Linked DNA regions of Homo sapiens: region 1 is linked to region 2. A link is an interaction called in ENCODE POLR2A ChIA-PET data of the cell type or tissue named here. Cell type or tissue: PC-9. All regions are shown on one strand. Each heading gives the region's core, and the rest is flanking DNA. Links, peaks and the distances in the headings are about the cores only.

The links. Peaks named below come from ENCODE experiments on the same cell type or tissue, not always from the same donor. Only the 100,000 strongest peaks of a DNase experiment are listed, where the experiment ranks them.
Region 1: POLR2A ChIA-PET joins it to region 2 with 19 read pairs; 3 of 35 experiments call an interaction of 5 or more read pairs at or near these places.

The regions. Positions count from the first base shown.
Region 1 is chr16:30,800,829-30,809,265 of GRCh38, reverse strand. LOC124903679 (a long non-coding RNA gene) reads right to left here and starts at 6,906. Exons shown (of 2, transcript XR_007065052.1): 1 at 6,796-6,906. RefSeq lists silencers at 3,529-3,618, 3,759-3,818. In PC-9, for the core only: CTCF peaks have their summits at 3,190 and 3,405; DNase peaks (open chromatin) are centred at 2,845 and 3,695; H3K4me3 peaks cover 2,358 bases; H3K27ac peaks cover 1,909 bases.
Region 2 is chr16:30,374,597-30,383,033 of GRCh38, reverse strand. MYL11 (myosin light chain 11) reads right to left here and starts at 8,232. Exons shown (of 7, transcript NM_013292.5): 1 at 8,174-8,232; 2 at 7,122-7,214; 3 at 6,814-6,889; 4 at 6,507-6,611; 5 at 6,336-6,414; 6 at 5,332-5,380; 7 at 5,043-5,238. The coding sequence starts at 8,176. The coding sequence ends at 5,134. SEPTIN1 (septin 1) reads left to right here and starts at 473. Exons shown (of 11, transcript NM_001365977.2): 1 at 473-509; 2 at 669-759; 3 at 855-941; 4 at 1,151-1,274; 5 at 1,561-1,695; 6 at 1,790-1,907; 7 at 3,001-3,102; 8 at 3,500-3,599; 9 at 3,851-4,016; 10 at 4,334-4,424; 11 at 4,514-4,899. The coding sequence starts at 492. The coding sequence ends at 4,600. It also overlaps a transcript of ZNF48 not described here. RefSeq lists enhancers at 3,107-3,664, 3,665-4,222, 4,394-4,453, 4,844-5,183, 5,032-5,326 and silencers at 4,144-4,253, 4,524-4,863. In PC-9, for the core only: a CTCF peak has its summit at 4,507; DNase peaks (open chromatin) are centred at 4,023, 4,593 and 5,173; H3K4me3 peaks cover 2,739 bases; H3K27ac peaks cover 2,904 bases.

The sequences.
Region 1 (8,437 bases), core at 383-8,382, 430 kb before region 2:
GCTCACTGCAGCCTTGAACTCTTGGGCTCAAGTGATCCTCCCACCTCAGCTTCCAGAGTAGCTGGGACTACAGGCGTGTGTCACCATGCCCAGCTAATTTTTTTTTTTTTTTTTTTTTTTTTGTAGAGACAGGGTCTCACTATGTTGCCTAGGCTGGTCTTGAACTCGTGGGCTCAAGTGATCTGCCTGCCTTGGCCTCCCAAAGTGCTGGGATTACGGGCATGAGCCACCACGCCCAGCCTGGAAAGTCTTAAAATAATTTTGTAAACCTGACAGATTTATGGCTGGGAGGCAAGGGAGATAAAGAGGCCAATTTTTCACTTGTGTGGACACATCTAAAATAACTCTGGGTACAAGGAGAGAACATCTAGAATGACGCTTGGACAGTGAGAGACTAGGGCCATGGACCCACAACTCATACATTAACAGTTTCTTTGACTGGCTTATTTCATGGAGACACAGAAGACAGGGTGAATGCTAGACAACTCTCTGACTACCAGGACTGCCTTCTGATCCAAGCTCAGTGTCATTTTAAATTTTGCAAAACTGGCTGGGCGCAGTGGCTCACGCCTGTAATCCCAGCCCTTTGGGAGGCCGAGGCAGGCGGATCACCTGAGGTCAGGAGTTCGAGACCAGCCTGCCCAACATGGCGAAACCCCGTCTCTACTAAAAATACAAAAAATTAGCCAGGCGAGGTGGTGGGCATCTGTAATCCCAGCTACTCAGGAGGCTGAGGCAGGAGAATTGCCTGAACCCGGGAGGCAGAGGTTGCATTGAGCCAACATCGCGCCGCTGCACTCCAGCCTGGGCAACAACAGAGAAACTCTGTCTAAAAAAAAAAAAAAAAAAAAAGTGCAAAATTACATAGCATTTTAAGCTTCACTTCCCTCTTCTGTAAAATATGATGACAACACTTTCCTATGTGTAAGGATTCAGTAAGATAAAATGTGAAAGTGGCTGGGAACTGCAGCTCATGCCTGTAATCCCAGGACTTTGGGAGGCTGAGGTGGGAAGATCACTTGAAGTCAGGAGTTTGAGACCAGCCTGGGTAACAGAGCGAGACCCTGTCTCTACAAAAAATTAATTAATTAATTTTTTTTGAGACAGGGTCTCACTCTGTTGCCCAGGCTGGAGTGCAGTGGTGCGATCTTAGCTCACTGCAACCTCTACGTCCTGGATTCAAGCGATTCTCCTGCCTTAGCCTCCTGAGTAGCTGGGACTACAGGCATGTGCCACCCAACCTGGCTAATTTTTTTGTATTTTTAGTAGAGACGGGGTTTCACCATGTTGGCCAGGCTGGTCTCGAACTCCTGACCTCAAGCTATCCACCCACCTCAGCCTCTCAAAGTGCTGGGATTACAGGCTTCAGCAACCCGGCCCAGCCAAAAAATTAATTAAAAAAAACAAAACAAAACAAACAAAAAAAAACAAAAACCAGGCCGGGCGTGGGGCTCATGCCTGTAATCCCAGCACTTTGGGAGGCCGAGGTGGGTGGATCACGAGCTCAGGAGATAGAGACCATCCTGGCTAACACGGTGAAACCCCGTCTCTACTAAAAAAATACAAAAAAATTAGCCGGGCGCGGTGGCGGGCGCCTGTAGTCCCAGCTACTCGGGAGGCTGAGGCAGGAGAATGGTGTGAACCCGGGAGGCGGAGCGTGCAGTGAGTGGAGATGGCGCCACTGTACTCCAGCCTGGGTGACAGAGCGAGACTCTGTCTCAAAAACAAAACAAAAACCCAGATGTGGTGGCATGTGTCCATGGTCCTAGCTACTTGGGAGGCTGAGGCAGAAGATTGCTTGAGCCCAGGAGTTTGAGGCTACAGTAAGCTATGATCACACCACTGCATTCCAGCCTGGGGGAAAGAATGAGGCCCTATCTCTAAAAAAAAAAAAAGAAAGAAAGAAAGAAAAGAAAAGAAAAAAGAAAAAGAAAAAAATGTGAAAGCATCTGTCGTTCTCTGGCACACACTAGGTGCTTGATGCCTTTGATGCCTATCAATTTCCCTCTCTGTCCTTTCTTTGGGAAACTACTTCTCCCAATATAACTTCAAGAGTTTGAAGTTGTATTTTTTTTTTTTTTTAATTGAGACGGAGTCTTGCTCTGTCGCCGAGGCTGGAGCGATCTCGGCTCACTGCAAGCTCCGCCTCCCGGGTTCACGCCATTCTCCTGCCTCAGCCTCCGGAGTAGCTGGGACTACAGGCGCCCGCCACTACGCCCGACTAATTTTTTTGTATTTTCAGTAGAGACGAGGTTTCACCGTGTTAGCCAGGATGGTCTCGATCTCCTGACCTCGTGATCCCCCCGCCTCGGCCTCCCAAAGTGCTAGAATTACAGGCATAAGCCACCATGCCCAGCTAATTTTTGTATTTTTAGTAGAGATGAAGTTTCGTCATTTGGCCAGGCTGGTCTCGAGCTCCTGACCTCAAGTGATCCGCCTGCCTCAGCCTCCCAAAGTGCTGGGATAACAGGCTTTAGCCATCGCGCCTGGCCATTGGCTCCAATAAAAAAAAGAAAAAGAAAAAGAAAAGAAACACTCTTTGCCAGTTGAAACACATTTCCCAGTTGCATCTGCCAATCTGTGACCTCTACTTAGGGAACCAAGATAGATCAGGTTAGAGAGGTAGGCTTGAGCCAGGTTTCAAATCCTCTTGAGAGGTGGGCTTGAGCCAGGTTTCAAATCGTCTTGAATGCCAAGCTGAGTTTTGACTTGAACTCACAGGCAGTGAGTAAATCACTAAAAGGTATTTTTGGAACGAGGGGTGGCCTGAGGCAAGGATTTGGGGACTCCTTGTAGTGGAGTTTCACGTGAAATAAAAGGGAGAGGCAGGCAAGGTTGCAGGTTGTTGCAACGACACAGGTTTGCGGCAGTACGGCTGAGGGAGGGCTGGAAAGACGGGTTGGATGGAAAAGATGAAGCATAAAAGTATGGTCAAGGGAGGACGAGGGAAGCGGACGGAAAGCAGGAGAGAAAAACTGAGGTTCCGATTTGATTGAGAATGAACCCTCTCTCGGGAGGAGGGGCCAGGTAGTTTAGTTTGGTGCTGGTAGTGCTGAGTTTGAGAAGCTGACCCCAAAATCTGGTCTTGACCGCAACACGGAGTGGGGCCTGAGCTCCTCGGTGCAGCCCCAGCTCCGCTACTCGCTGCTGAACGACCTTGGACGAGCCCATGTCTAAATCAGACTTGATAAAGGAGTCGCCTCTAAGGAGGAACTGGGATCCCCTCCTTCCCAGGCTGGTGCTCGGGAGGGTGGAGGATGGAAGGAGCGGGTCCTTCCCCCAGGGAGCTCGGGGTCTACAGCAGGGCGGGGAAGCGGCCCTTCCAGAAGAGGCAGGAGAGGGTCGCTCCCTCGGCCAGCCTCGGGCCGCCTGGGCTTTACTGGGAAAAGCAGCCGAGGTCCTGGAAGAGTCGCGCCCCGCGGCCCCCGAGGAGAGCCGCGGCCCTCTCCTTGCCTCCCCAGCGCCTGATTCTCCCTTGCTGGAATTCGGGAGTCAGGGATGCCTTTGGGGAATCCCTTCCCCTCCTTCGGTCCTCGGCACTGCCTCTGAGCTCGGAGGCCCCGGTCGCCTGGGCCCGGACGCCGGCCCGGACGCCAGCCCGGGAAGCAGCAGGTCAGGAGCGGGAGCCGGAGCCAAAGCTGGACCCAGGCCGGAAGTGCGGCGCCCTCCGTGGGCCTCTCTAGGAGCGGAGGCGACCGCGTCTCAGTGGGAATAACCCCTTCAGCTCCGGGAGGCCGTCGCCGCGTGAGGTGTTCGCTCGCTTTCCTCCTGAGAAGGGCCGAATGATGGCCGCTAGTCACTCTGGGGACATTTGGAGGATTGAATGCCTGTAACCGCGCAGGGCCCACGGCCTGGGTTTCCATCCCCGATCCGCCTCATGGCTGAGCTCCTCGGACAAGTTATTCAACCTCTCTGAGTCACAGCTTTCTTCCTTGCAAGGGGTTGCTGTAAGGATTCCATGAATTAATGCATGTGCAGCACTCAGAAGAGAGGCTGGACCCCGCGTGGTGGCGCGCGCCTGTGATCCCAGCACTGGGAGGCCAAGGCGGGAGGATAGCGTGAGCCCAGAGGCTTGAGGCTGCAGTGAGCTATGATCACGCCACTGCATTGCAGCCTGGGTGACAGTGAGACACTGTCTGGAGGGGAAACAAAAAAGCTATATATCATTTTTTTCCATTATTTATACTCTGCTATAAAAGAACTTTTGGTGGAGGGTCACGTTTGAGACATGAGAATAAGAAACATGATAAAAATGATAGTAATAACTGCTATTTACTGAGAGCCTTCTGTGTGCTAGGTTCCTTACACACCTTATCTCTATAACCTCAGGGCAATTCTGTGAAGGGAATGTTAATATTATTCCCATTTTATGGATTAAGAAACGGGTTAGGCCAGGCGTGGTGGCTCACGCCTGTAATCCCAGCACTTTGGGAGGCCGAGGCAGGTGGATTACAAGGTCGGGAGTTCAAGACCAGCCTGGCCAACGTGATGAAACCCCCTCTCTACTGAAAGTATAAAAATTAGCCGGGTGTGGTGGCGGGCGCCTGTAATCCCAGCTACTTGGGAGGCTGAGGCAGGAGAATCGCTTGAACCCAGGGGGCAGAGGTTGCAGTGAGCCGAGATCACACCACTGCACTCCAGCCTGGGCGACAGAGTGAGGCTCCGTCTTAAAAAACAACAACAACAATAAACGGGTTAATGGCCAGGTGCGGTGGCTCATGCCTATAATCCCAGCACTTTGGGAAGCCGAGGTGGGCGGATCACGAGGTCAGGAGTTTGAGACAAGCCTAGCTAACATAGTGAAACCCCATCTCTACTAAAACTACAAAAATTAGCCAGGCATGGTGGCACGCAGCTGTAGTCCCAGCTACTCGGGAGGCTGAGGCAGGAGAATCGCTTGAACCCGGGAGGCAGAGGTTGTGGTGAGCCGAGATCTCGCCACTGCATTCCAGCCTGGGCAACAAAGCAAGACTCCGTATCAAAAAAAAAAAAAAAAAAAATCAGTCACAGTGGCTCATGCCTGTAATCCTAGCACTTTGGGAGGCCGAGGAAGGTGGATCACTTGAGTTCAGGAGTCTGAGACCAGCCTGGCCAACGTGGTGAAACCCTGTCTCTACTAAAAATAAAAAAATTAGCGGGGTGTGGTGGCAGGCGCCTGTAATCCCAGCTGCTCGGGAGGCTGAGGCACGAGAATCACTTGAAACCAGAAGGCGGAGGTTTCAGTGAGCCGACATTGTGCCACTGGACTCCAGCCTGGGTGACAAGAGCGAAACTGTCTCAAAAAAAAAAAAAAAAAAAAAAAACAGGGCCGGGTGTGGTGGCTCACGCCTGTAATCCCAGCACTTTGAGAAGCGAAGGTGGGTGGATCACAAGGTCACGAGTTCAAGACCAGCCTGGCCGAGATGGTGAAACCTCGTCTTTACTAAAAAAAAAAAAAATAGAAAAATTAGCTGGGCATGGTGGCAGACACTTGTAATCCCAGCTACTCGGGAGGCTGAGGCAGGAGAATTGCTTGAACCCAGTGGGCAGAGGCTGCAGTGAGCCGAGGTCATGCCACTGCACTCCAGCCTGGGTGACAGAGTGAGACTCCATCTCCAAAAAACAAAAAGAAAGAAAGAAACAGGTTAATAACTGAGTATATGTCAGAGTCTGATTTGAACTCAAAACTGCCTGATTCCAGAGTGCACAATGCACGATTTTCCCTCTCCTCTGCACTGAATCTCCATTTGGGAAACTTTTTCTGGGAATTCCAAACTAAAGCATCAAACTTGGACATCTAGTTAGTTCAGAGCTGTGCTAAATCACCTAATTCCTACAACAGGATGAAAATCAATCATGAACGGTGCTGCCCCAGAACAGACACCAACTTCATTTAAAAAAGAGCTCACGCCTGTAATCCCAGCACTTTGGGAGGCAAAGGAGGGAGGATTGCTTCAGCCCAGGAGTTCCAGACCAGCCTAGGCAACATAAGGAGACTCAGTCACTACAAAGAGGGGGGAAAAGAAAAAAAAGCCAGCTGTTTTGGCCTGCACCTGTGGTCCCAACTACTCAGGAAGCTGAGGTGGGAGGATCACCTGAGCCCAGGAGGTTGAGGCTACAGTGAGCTATAGTCATGCCACCACACTCCACCCTTGGTGACAGAGTGAAACCCTGTCTAAAAAAAAAAAAAGAAGAAGAAGAAGAAGAGGATCTTGTGACCTTGAAAAGAAGCAAGTTTTAGACAAAGACAGAAAGCTGAAAGGCACTGAGTGTGTGTTTTCAGGATAAAATAAAACCATGCTCTTACGTGCAAGAACAATTACCATCCGGCCTCCCCTTTCATACAGCCCGTGGAGACTTGGAAGAACAGACCTTCCCGCGCAGCCTTTCTTCCTGCTTCCACTGCTCAATGGCTCTCTGGGCAGATTCCACTCCAGTGTTTAGTACTAAAGTCTCCAGCATTTAGTACTACCAGCTCCAGCGTTTAGTACTAAAGGCTCATAGAGTTTGTGGAGGCCTGGAGGAAATAGCCTGTCTTGTCTTCCTTTCATTCCCTCTGGAGCTTGAACCCTAGAGACTTAGCAACTAGACAGTCATGGAGGAGGGCAGGCCAGAAAGTAGGGAGAGCCTGGGGTGAGGACTTTCTCACGGCCGTGCCCTTGGCCATGCTGCTGGCTCTGCCTGGTGTAAGCTTGGAGGGGCAGGGCACTGTCCATCTCATCAGCTCTGCATCCTAACCCTGAGAACAGTGTGGGGCTTTTTCAAGAGGACTCTACAGGTTGTAGTTTAGTCAGGACTGGAACCCAGATTCCTTACCTGCTGGCTGAGGTCTTCACGTTGCATCAGATTCTCTCTGGTGGCCGGGTGTGGTGGTTCACGCCTGTAATCCCAGCACTTTGGGAGGCTGAGGTGGGCAGATCATCTGAGGTCAGGAGTTCGTGACCAGCCTGGCCAACATGGTGAAACCCCGTCTCTACTAAAAATACAAAATCGCAGAGCGTGGTAGCGAGCGCCTGTAATCCCAGATACTCCAGAGGCTGAGGCGGGAGAATCACTTGAACCTGGGAGGCAGAGGTTACAGTGAGCTGAGGACACACCATTGCACTCCAGCCTGGGCAAAAAGAGCGAAACTCCATCTCAAAAAAAAAAAAAATTATCTCGTGTACATGGGCCAGGGTAGCAAATGTCTCATAGAAGGTACACAAGGGTACCAAGAGGAGTACGGCACATCCCTGGATTCAAAGACCATGCACATTTTTTTCTTTTTTTAGAAAAAGACAGGGTCTCACTCTGTCCCCCAGGCTGGAGTGCAGTGGTGGGTCACTGCAGTCTTGACTTTCCAGGCTGAAGCAATCCTCCAACCTCAGCCTCCCAAGTAACTGGGACCACAGGTACCTGCCACCATGTCTGGCTAATTTTTGTATTTTTTAATAGAGACAGGGTCTCACTATGTTGCCCAGGCTGGTCTTGAACACCTGGGCCCAAGCAATCCTCCTACCTCAGCCTCTCAAACTGCTGGAATTACAGGTGTGGGCTACTGTGCCCGGCTGACCATGCACACTTTTCTCTAGCCAGGAAAATCATGCCTGTACAATACAGGGGATATGTTTTCTAACAAGATTTATATTTTTCTGGCTGGGCGCGGTGGTTCATGCCTGTAATCCCAGCACTTTGGGAGGCCGAGGCGGGCAGATCACTTGAGGTCAGGAATTTGAGACCAGCCTGACCAACATGATGAAACCCCATGTCTACTAAAAATACAAAAAAACTAGCTGAGTGTGGTGGCGCACACCTGTAGTCCCAACTACTCAGGAGGCTGAGGCAGGAGAATTGCTTAAACCAGGATACAGAGGTTGCAGTGAGCCGGGAGCAAGCCACTGCACTCCAGCCTGGGTGACAGAGGGATACCCTTTCTCTCTCTAAAAAAAAGAAATGAAAAGAAAAAAAAAGTGTGCATGGTCTTTGAATCTAGGACATGCCATACTCCTCTTGGTGCCCTCGTGTACCTTCTGAGATACTTGCTGCCCTGGCCATGTTACACCTGAGAGAATTTGATGCAATGTGAAGGATCCCCCCCACTTTTTTTTTTTTTTTTTGAGACAGTCCCACTCTGTCAACCAGGCTGCAGTGCAGTGGCTTGTTCTCGGCTCACTGCAACCTTTGCCTCCCGGCTCCAGCAATTCTCCTGCCTCAGCCTCCCAAGCAGCTGGGACTACAGGCATGTGCCACCGTGCCTGGCTAATTTTTGCATTTTCTTAGCAGAGACGGGGTCTCACCATGATGGCTAGGCTGGTCTCAAACCCCTGGCCTCAGGTGATCTGCCCGCCTTGGTCTCCCAAAGTGCTGGGTGGCGTGAGCCACCCCGTCTGGCCACTCTTTTTCACTTTTTAAATTTTTTTGTAGAGATGGGGGTCTCACTATGTTGCCCAGGCTGGTTTTGAACTCCTGGCCTCAGGAG
Region 2 (8,437 bases), core at 386-8,385:
ATTTTTTAATGTTTTGTAGAGATGGTAGAGGGGCACGTCCCTCTGTTGCCCAGGCTGGTCTGGAACTCCTTGGCTCAAGCTGTCCTCCCTCCTCCGCCTCCCAAAGTGCTGAGATTACAGGCGAGAGCCACCTTGCCCGTCCTGGGAACTGTTTTCTAATCAGCTCATCAAAACCTTCATCTCCCCTGCTAACAAAGGGAGCCACTTCCTTCCTCTCTGCACATACCCCATGTCTCACCACGATGATGGAGCTACAGTGGGACTTGGAATCCAGATGTGTGAAGGATGGAGGGTTGAAGGTACGTAGACAGGTGATGGGCAAAGGGGTCCAGGAGGTGGCAACCCCAAGTGTTCTTGGCCTTGGCCTTCCCCACCTCTCTGGGACTGGGCCAGTTTGAGCATCTCAGCTGCCTCTTCTGCCCGCCCCCTTGTTAGCCGCACTCAGCTTCCTGCCCCACCAGAGGAAGTGGGGAGAGACGGCAGGTGCAGTGATGGCTGGCGGAGTCATGGTGAGTCCTTACACCCAGAAACCTGGGCATCTCGGCCCCCAGCCCCCATGCCTGGGGTCCCCAGACCCCACTGACTCTTCCTAGCCCAGGAACTCAAGTGATCCTGGGGACCCTGCCTGCCATTGCCAGCAGCCTCATATTGTCCACCCCCATCCATAGGACAAGGAGTACGTGGGTTTTGCTGCCCTCCCCAACCAGCTGCACCGCAAGTCTGTCAAGAAGGGGTTTGACTTCACGCTAATGGTGGCAGGTCTGGGGGTTTTGGAGAGGGAACTGCGGAGGGGATGTCCTTAGGAGGCCCTGGCTGTCCCCTCCCCTGACCAGTTGGGCCTGTTCTGTCCACAGGGGAGTCAGGCCTAGGGAAATCCACCCTCATCAACAGCCTCTTCCTCACCAACCTCTATGAGGATCGCCAGGTGCCAGAGGCCAGTGGTAAGACCCTCCCCACCCTCTTGAGGCAGTAGCCCCTGTCCCCAGGTTACACCCTAGTCTTTTCCATCTGGGGACTCAGGTAGTTGACTGCTTTTTTTCTGAGACTTTCCTCCCCTGGGAAATGGGTGCAGGCAACTGTGATATTGACAAAGGAAATTAATTCTGCCTCAGAGCCTCCCCGGATCCCTGACCTCTCCCCCATCCCACAGCTCGCTTGACACAGACCCTGGCCATTGAGCGCCGGGGCGTAGAGATTGAGGAAGGGGGTGTGAAAGTGAAGCTGACCCTTGTGGACACACCTGGCTTTGGGGACTCAGTGGACTGCTCTGACTGGTGAGGAAGAGGAAAGGGGACAGAGGCTCAGCCTTTCACAGTGGCGACTCCCTGGAGAGTTACAGGACTGGTTTGTGCTGGCTCCCTATCTCAAAAGGTGGTGTCTGTTTCAGAGGGCCACTGGGTCCCTGTGCTTCTTGATGACTCACCTAGGCCCCCACCAGTTCCCCTTAATGTCTTTGGAGGGAGCCAAAGAAATGACATTCTACTCCCACAGTCCTGGCTAGCCTTGCCCCCTGCCCTCTGGCCTTTGATCTCTGACCTCACATCCTCTCCCCACACCCAGCTGGCTTCCGGTGGTGAAATTCATCGAGGAGCAATTTGAGCAGTACCTTAGGGATGAGAGTGGCCTGAACCGGAAGAACATCCAGGACTCCCGAGTCCACTGCTGCCTCTACTTCATCTCACCCTTCGGCCGGGGGTCTGGTGGGGGGATCCTGGGGGCTGGCGCATTTAGGGAGGGCTGGGGGGTCTCTGCCCCCTGAGGCTGGGCAATGACCAATCCCTGGGTGCAGGCTCCGGCCCCTAGATGTGGCCTTCCTCCGGGCAGTACACGAGAAAGTCAACATCATCCCAGTCATTGGCAAAGCGGATGCTCTGATGCCCCAGGAAACCCAGGCCCTCAAGCAGAAGGTGTGAGTGATGACCTCTGACCTTTGACCCCATGTGAAGCCAAACCTGATTTCAGCTTAGACTTCTTTGATCTTGAAGTGGCCTTTCTGGAGCATGGTGCATCAGGCTAGATTGTAGGAGAAGCTTCTGAGGAAGGCGGGTGGTAAGCCGCCAGCATAGCCATGTCTCTGAAGGCTCAAAATAGGCTACATATGCAGCCCCCGGGCTAGATGCCTGGCTGAGGCCTATTTGAGGGCAGGAGCATAGACATGAGAACATAGTGACTTCCCTCTGGCCCCCACCCCGTGTCTTCAGAGCCCTTTCCCACTGTTTCTGCTTATATCTCTCTCGGCCTCTCTTTCTCTCTCTTTTTTTTTTTAGATAGAGTCTCACTCTGTGGCCCAGGCTGCAGTACAGTGGCAAGATCAGAGCTCACTGCAGCCTCGAACTTGTAGGCGCAAGTGATCCTCCTGCCTCAGCCTCTTGAGTAGCAGGGACTATAGATGAACACCACCATGCCTGGCTAACTTAAAAAATATTTTTTTGGCTGGGCTTGGTGGCAGACACCTGTTAATCCCAGCACTTTGGGAGGCTGAGGTCAGTGGACTGCTTGAGCTGAAGAGTTTAAGACAAGCCACGGCAACATGGTAAAACCCCATCTCTACAAAAAGTACAAAAACCAGCCAGGTGTGGTGGTGTGCACTTGTAGTCCCAGTTACTCAGGAGGCTGAGATGGGAGGATCACCTGAGCCTGAGAGGTTGAGGCTGCAGTGAACCAAGATGGAGCCACTGGACTCCAGCCTGGGTGATAGAGTGAAACCTTGTTTCAAAATATATGTGTATATTTGTTGTAGAGATGGGATCTAGCTATATTGCCCAGGCTTCTCCTGGTCTCTTAATGTCTGCCCCATCTTAGAATCTTGTGTTTCTCACCATCTATGTCTCTGAGATTTTGTTTTTGTCTTCCTGTATGTCCATCTCTCCCCATCTCTGTCTTTCATGTCTTTCTCTCTGTCTCTGACCACCCAGTATCTCTGTGTCTCACTGTCTCTGGTCATGAAATGTCTGTCATTGTGGCCCGTTTCACACTGTCTCTATATCTGTTTCCCCTGAGATCCGGGATCAGTTGAAGGAAGAGGAGATCCACATCTACCAGTTCCCCGAATGTGACTCTGATGAAGATGAAGACTTCAAGAGGCAGGATGCAGAGATGAAGGTGTGGGAAACAAAGAAGGAAGGCAGGCCGGGCACGGTGGCTCACGTCTGTAATCCCAGCACTTTGGGAGGCTGAGACGGGAGGATCCCCTGAGGTCAGGAGTTCCAGACCAGCCTGGGCAACATGGCGAGACCCCACCTCTACTAAAAATACACAAATTTGCCAGGTGTGATGGTGGGCGCCTGTAATTCCAGCTACTCGGGAGGCTGAGGCAGGAGAATCACTTGAACACTCCAGCCTGGGCAATGGAGTGAGACCCTGTCTCAAAAAAAAAAAAAAAAAAAAAAAAAAGAGGAAGGGGCAGGAAGCAGAGGAGGCGGGTGTGGAGATTGAAGCTGGGAAAGAGAAAGTTTCTGCCGTGTGAGCCAATGGTGAACCCCTGCCCCCTGCCCTCCAGGAAAGCATCCCTTTTGCAGTCGTGGGATCATGCGAGGTGGTGAGGGATGGCGGGAACCGGCCGGTGAGGGGACGCCGCTACTCCTGGGGGACCGTGGAGGGTGAGTGAGGCCAGGCAGGGGTCCTAAGGCCAGCAGGGAGCCCGGGGCCTCTGGGTCAGGCGCACTCAACATGTGAAGTTGGGGTGGGCTTTGGTCCCAGGGGATCCTAGGAGGAAAGGGGGGTCGCTGGGCTGCAGACCGCGGACCCTCCGCTAGAGTGGCAGCAGGACTTTCCTGTAGACCCGACCCTTACGGGTGGGTTGGACCCGAAACTCCCTGACGTTCGCTGGTCCGCGCCGCCCCCCCTCCAGTGGAGAACCCACATCACTGCGATTTCCTGAACCTGCGACGGATGCTGGTGCAGACACACCTGCAGGACCTGAAAGAGGTGACGCACGATCTGCTCTACGAGGGCTACCGGGCCCGCTGCCTACAGAGCCTGGCCCGGCCTGGGGCTCGCGATCGAGCCAGCCGCAGGTGAGACCCGGGGCGGACAGTATCAGAGCCTCCAAGGTCCCGCCTCACCCATGACCCCGCCCTGAGGACTCGTCCCCACCACCCGTGACTCCGCCTTCACCACTCAGACTTCTCTCTCCCTCCCTCCCTCCCTCCCTCCCTCTCTCCGTCTCTCCCTCTCTCCCCCTCTCTCCCCACCCGCTTTGCCTCCGGCCCTAACCTCAAGGAACTGGCTCCGCCTCCTAGACCCCAACCTCGCCCCAGGCCCTGCCTCCTGGGCCTCACCCACAACCTCAGGTCCCGCTCCTGATTCCTGTCCCCTTCCCACTGTCCCGCAGTAAGCTTTCCCGCCAGAGCGCCACAGAGATCCCGCTGCCCATGCTGCCTCTGGCGGACACCGAGAAGCTGATCCGCGAGAAAGACGAAGAGGTGAGCACGCACCTCGCTTCCCCCCGACCGATGCCCCAGGTCCCCCTCTGGCTTCGCCAGGTCACCGCCTGCAATCTCGCCCTGCACAGCTGCGCCGCATGCAAGAGATGCTGGAGAAGATGCAGGCCCAAATGCAGCAGAGCCAGGCCCAGGGCGAGCAGTCAGACGCCCTCTGAGGCCACGCCCCGCCCGGCCTTACCTCGGCTCCGCCTTCAGTCGGCCTCTTGTCCAATCCCCGCGCCCCACACTGCCCAGCGCCCCCCGGGACCTCCGCGGGTGCCGCCCTCGCGCGGGCTAGGGGGAGGTTCTCCCAGCCTGAGTCCGTAGCCCCGCCCCGGCGCTGGTCCCGCCCACCCAGACACCGCCCACTTCCCGGCCCGGGGCCTGCACAATCTCCGACCGCATCACTGTCTTCCGGAGTCCCCCTTCTTCTCCCAGACTCTGTCTTCAATAAAAACTGAGCTTCCCGCGGCCACGCGAGCCTTCTCCTTCCTTGCGGAAAAAGGCGGCGGGCGTAGATTGTGGGGCCGACCCCCGCAGGCCTCCAGGCCGCATCCATTCATTTGTGGGGCGCTCCCACCTGAGGCCCTCGCGCAGACACTCTGAAGGCGCCGCCCATAAGAAACAAAGATCAGTTAAATTTTATTGGGAGCCGGGGTGGAGGTCGGGCCGAACAGAAGCGTCGGGCAGCGGAGGCCCGCGGGTGCCCCTACTCCTGGTCCTTGGCGTCGCCGTGCGTGATGACGTAGCAGATGTTTTTGTAGTCGACGTTGCCGCCCACGTCGGGGGGGAAGGCCGCCCACATGTTCTTGATCTGGGGAAAGACGTAGGGGCGTCTCGCACAGGCCCTTAGTCTCCCCGGCCCCAGCCCCTTTGCTGCTCCGGCCCCGCCCCGGTCCCCACTCACCTCCTCCTGGGAGAAGCGGTCACACTGCGTGGTCAGCAGCTCCTCCAGGCTGGAGAGAGGTGACACAAGGGGAGTTGCGATTGGGTTCCTGGTTCCTTTCCACTCCCTCGCACCTCATCCCCGATGCCAGCCCCAGCCTCCCCTGAAAACCCAGGTCACTCTACTTCCTTCATTGGCCTCCCAGACACTCGCTTTTGCCCTCTCCGCCCACATTTGCTGTGAAAATGCAATCTTACCGCCCATTACCACAATCTTAACTACTCCCTTACCTCTGGCAGTGCCTAACCCTTCGTAGGAATTTTTGGGTTTTTGTTTGTTTTGAGACAGGGTCTCACCCTGTCGCCCAGGCTGGAATGCAGTGGTTTGATCACGGCTCACTGCAACCTGGAACTCTTGGGCTCAAGGGATCTTCCTGCCTCAGCCTCCGGAGTAGCTGGGACTATAGGTGTTTGCCACCACTCCCGCGAATTTTTTTTTTTCTTTTTTTTGGAGACGGAGTTTTGCTATTGTCGCCCAGGTTGGAGGGCAGTGGCGTGATCTTGGCTCACTGCAACCTCCGACTCCAGGGTTCAAGCGATTCTCATGTCCCAGTCTCCCTAGTAGCTGGGACTACAGGCGCCCGCCACCACGCCCAGCTAATTTTTGTATTTTTAGTAGAGACGGGGTTTCACCGTGTTGGCCAGGCTGTTCTTGGACTCCTGACCTCACATGATCCGCCCGCCTTGGCCTCCCAAAGTGCTGGGATTACAGGCATGAGCCACTGTGCCCGGCCAGCCCACGAATTTTTTAGTTAAGTTTTTAGAAACAGGGTCATGCTGTGTTATCCAGGCTGATCTCAAACTCCTGTCCTCAAGTAAATCCTCCTGCCTCTGCCTCCCAAAGCACTGGGATTATAGGCCTGAGCCACAGGGCCCAGCCTTGGTAGAAATTTAAGGAGGCTGTCAGTGTGGGAGCAGCTGGTGGAGTGGGGGAAGGGTCGGAAGGGTGGGGGAGCCGATGCTTACAACTTCTTCTTGATGGTGCCCTTTCCCTCAGGGTCCAAGACCTTGAAGGCTCCGGTGATCACATCCTCAGGGTCGGCACCTGTGGGGGTCAGAGGGCACATGAAGCTGATGGGTCCCTGAAGGGTCTGGGAAAAGGCAGCCGGGGCCTTGGACCCAGGACACTCCACTCACCCTTGAGCTTCTCCCCGAACATGGTCAGGAAGACGGTGAAGTTGATGGGACCGCTGGCTTCCTTCATCATGGCATCCAACTCCTCATTCTTCACATTGAGGCGGCCTGGAGGGGGTTGGGGGAAGCATGGGCTGGAGCAGGCTCCTGGGGCCGGGCCTGCGCTTCCCACTAATTCAGCTGATCCCATTCATTTTTCAGCTGGGTAGACTGAGGCCCAAGGTGGAGCTGACAGGGCTGGAACCCAAGGCCACTGAATTTCCTAGACTCTGCAGCCTTGAATATTCCCACCTGGGGGTAGGGGGCTCACCCATGGCTGCGAAGGTGTCCCGAAGGTCCTCCTTGTCTATAATACCATCACGGTTCTGGTCGATCACAGTGAAGGCCTGGGGAGGGCCGTGGTGGGGAGGGTTAGGTCCCCCATGGCCCAGCCTCAGCATCCCTACCCCAGGAGGATCAGATGCTGGCTCTCAGCCAACTGTCCTCTTCCACCCCAAGCAGAGAGGGGAGGAAGGAATTCTAAACCTTTCCCCTCCTTCAAGCAGGTGCACATTCCAGGGAGAGGGCCAGCAGGGCTGCTTTTGGTCAGCCTTCCAGTTTCCCCGTCCCCTCACCCACCTCTTTGAACTCCTGGATCTGAGTCTGGTCGAACATGGAGAAGACGCTGGAGCTTCCGCCCTCTACTGTCCTTCTCTTGGCCCTCTTGGGTGCCTGGAGGGTGAGGGTTGAACAAAGGGGCCCATGGACCAGTCCCTCCACCTCTCTGGGGGCAATGGATTAAGAGTCAGAATTCTTCGAGTCCCTGTTCCTAAAGCAGCCCTTTGGCCTGAGTCTCCCCTTCCTTGGGACCTCTTTGCTGAGGGGGCTTGCTTTGATTGCATTCCCCAAATTCCCGTCTGTGGCTCCTGGGTCTCCAACTCTCCATCCCCCACAATGGGTGGAAGCTTCCTTATCTTCTCAGTGTCCTGAGCCTAGCTCCTCTGAGCCTCAGACTTGCTGTGTGACCCCAGCCACTCATTTGCCCTGTTTGAGCCTCTACTTTTCTTTTCTTTTTTTTTTTTTTTTTGAGACAGAGTCTTGCTCTGTCACCCAGGCTGGAGTGCGGTGCTGCGATCTCGGCTTACCGCAACCTCTGCCTCCCGGGTTCAAGCGATTCTTATGCCCCAGCCTCCGTAGTAGCTGGGATTACAGGCATGCACCACCACGCCCAGTTAATTTTTGTATTTTTAGTAGAGACGGGGTTTCGCCTGTTGGCCAGGCTGGTCTCGAACTCCTGGCTTCAAGTGATCCAACCACCTTGGCCTCCCAAAGTGCTGGGATTACAGGCGTGAACCACAGCACCTGGCCTGAGCCTCTACTTTCTCATTTGTAAAATGGGATGGGAGTTATTGCCTGGCTGGTGCCAGAGGGCCTTAGGAAGATGGAGTACAGGAATGAATGGATCAGGCTTTGAGAGGGACTGGGCCCCTGTGAGTTGAATGTCTGGGCGGATTATCATTGATTGGATCCTTTAGGCCATCACACAGTCTGTTTTCCATCAGTGATGCCGAGAAAGAGATGAGCATCCTTTTAACTTTTTGTTGGACTGGGAACCAGCTACTTTCTTTCAAAGGGTGAGGCTGCCCTGAGGTCTAAGGGATCTGGGCAGGGGTTGGAGGATTCTCACTCACCATGTCTTCAGTCTCCGGGGGGCAAGGCAGCGGCTCCGGCTGGAAAGAAGCAAGGAGTCAGCATGGGGCAGTCCCTCTGGGGTTATATAGTCCTGCCCCAGGGAGCCCTTAACATACCAAGGTAACCTTAGCCCTGCGGGTGCCCACCCCAGATACCAAAATAGCCCAACTCAGGGCCTCTCCTTTCTTGGAGGGCTGGCAGCAGCTGGAGCCCAGCGGGGAGGAAGGGGGGAGCATGTCTTGCGATGCATGTCTCACTAGGGC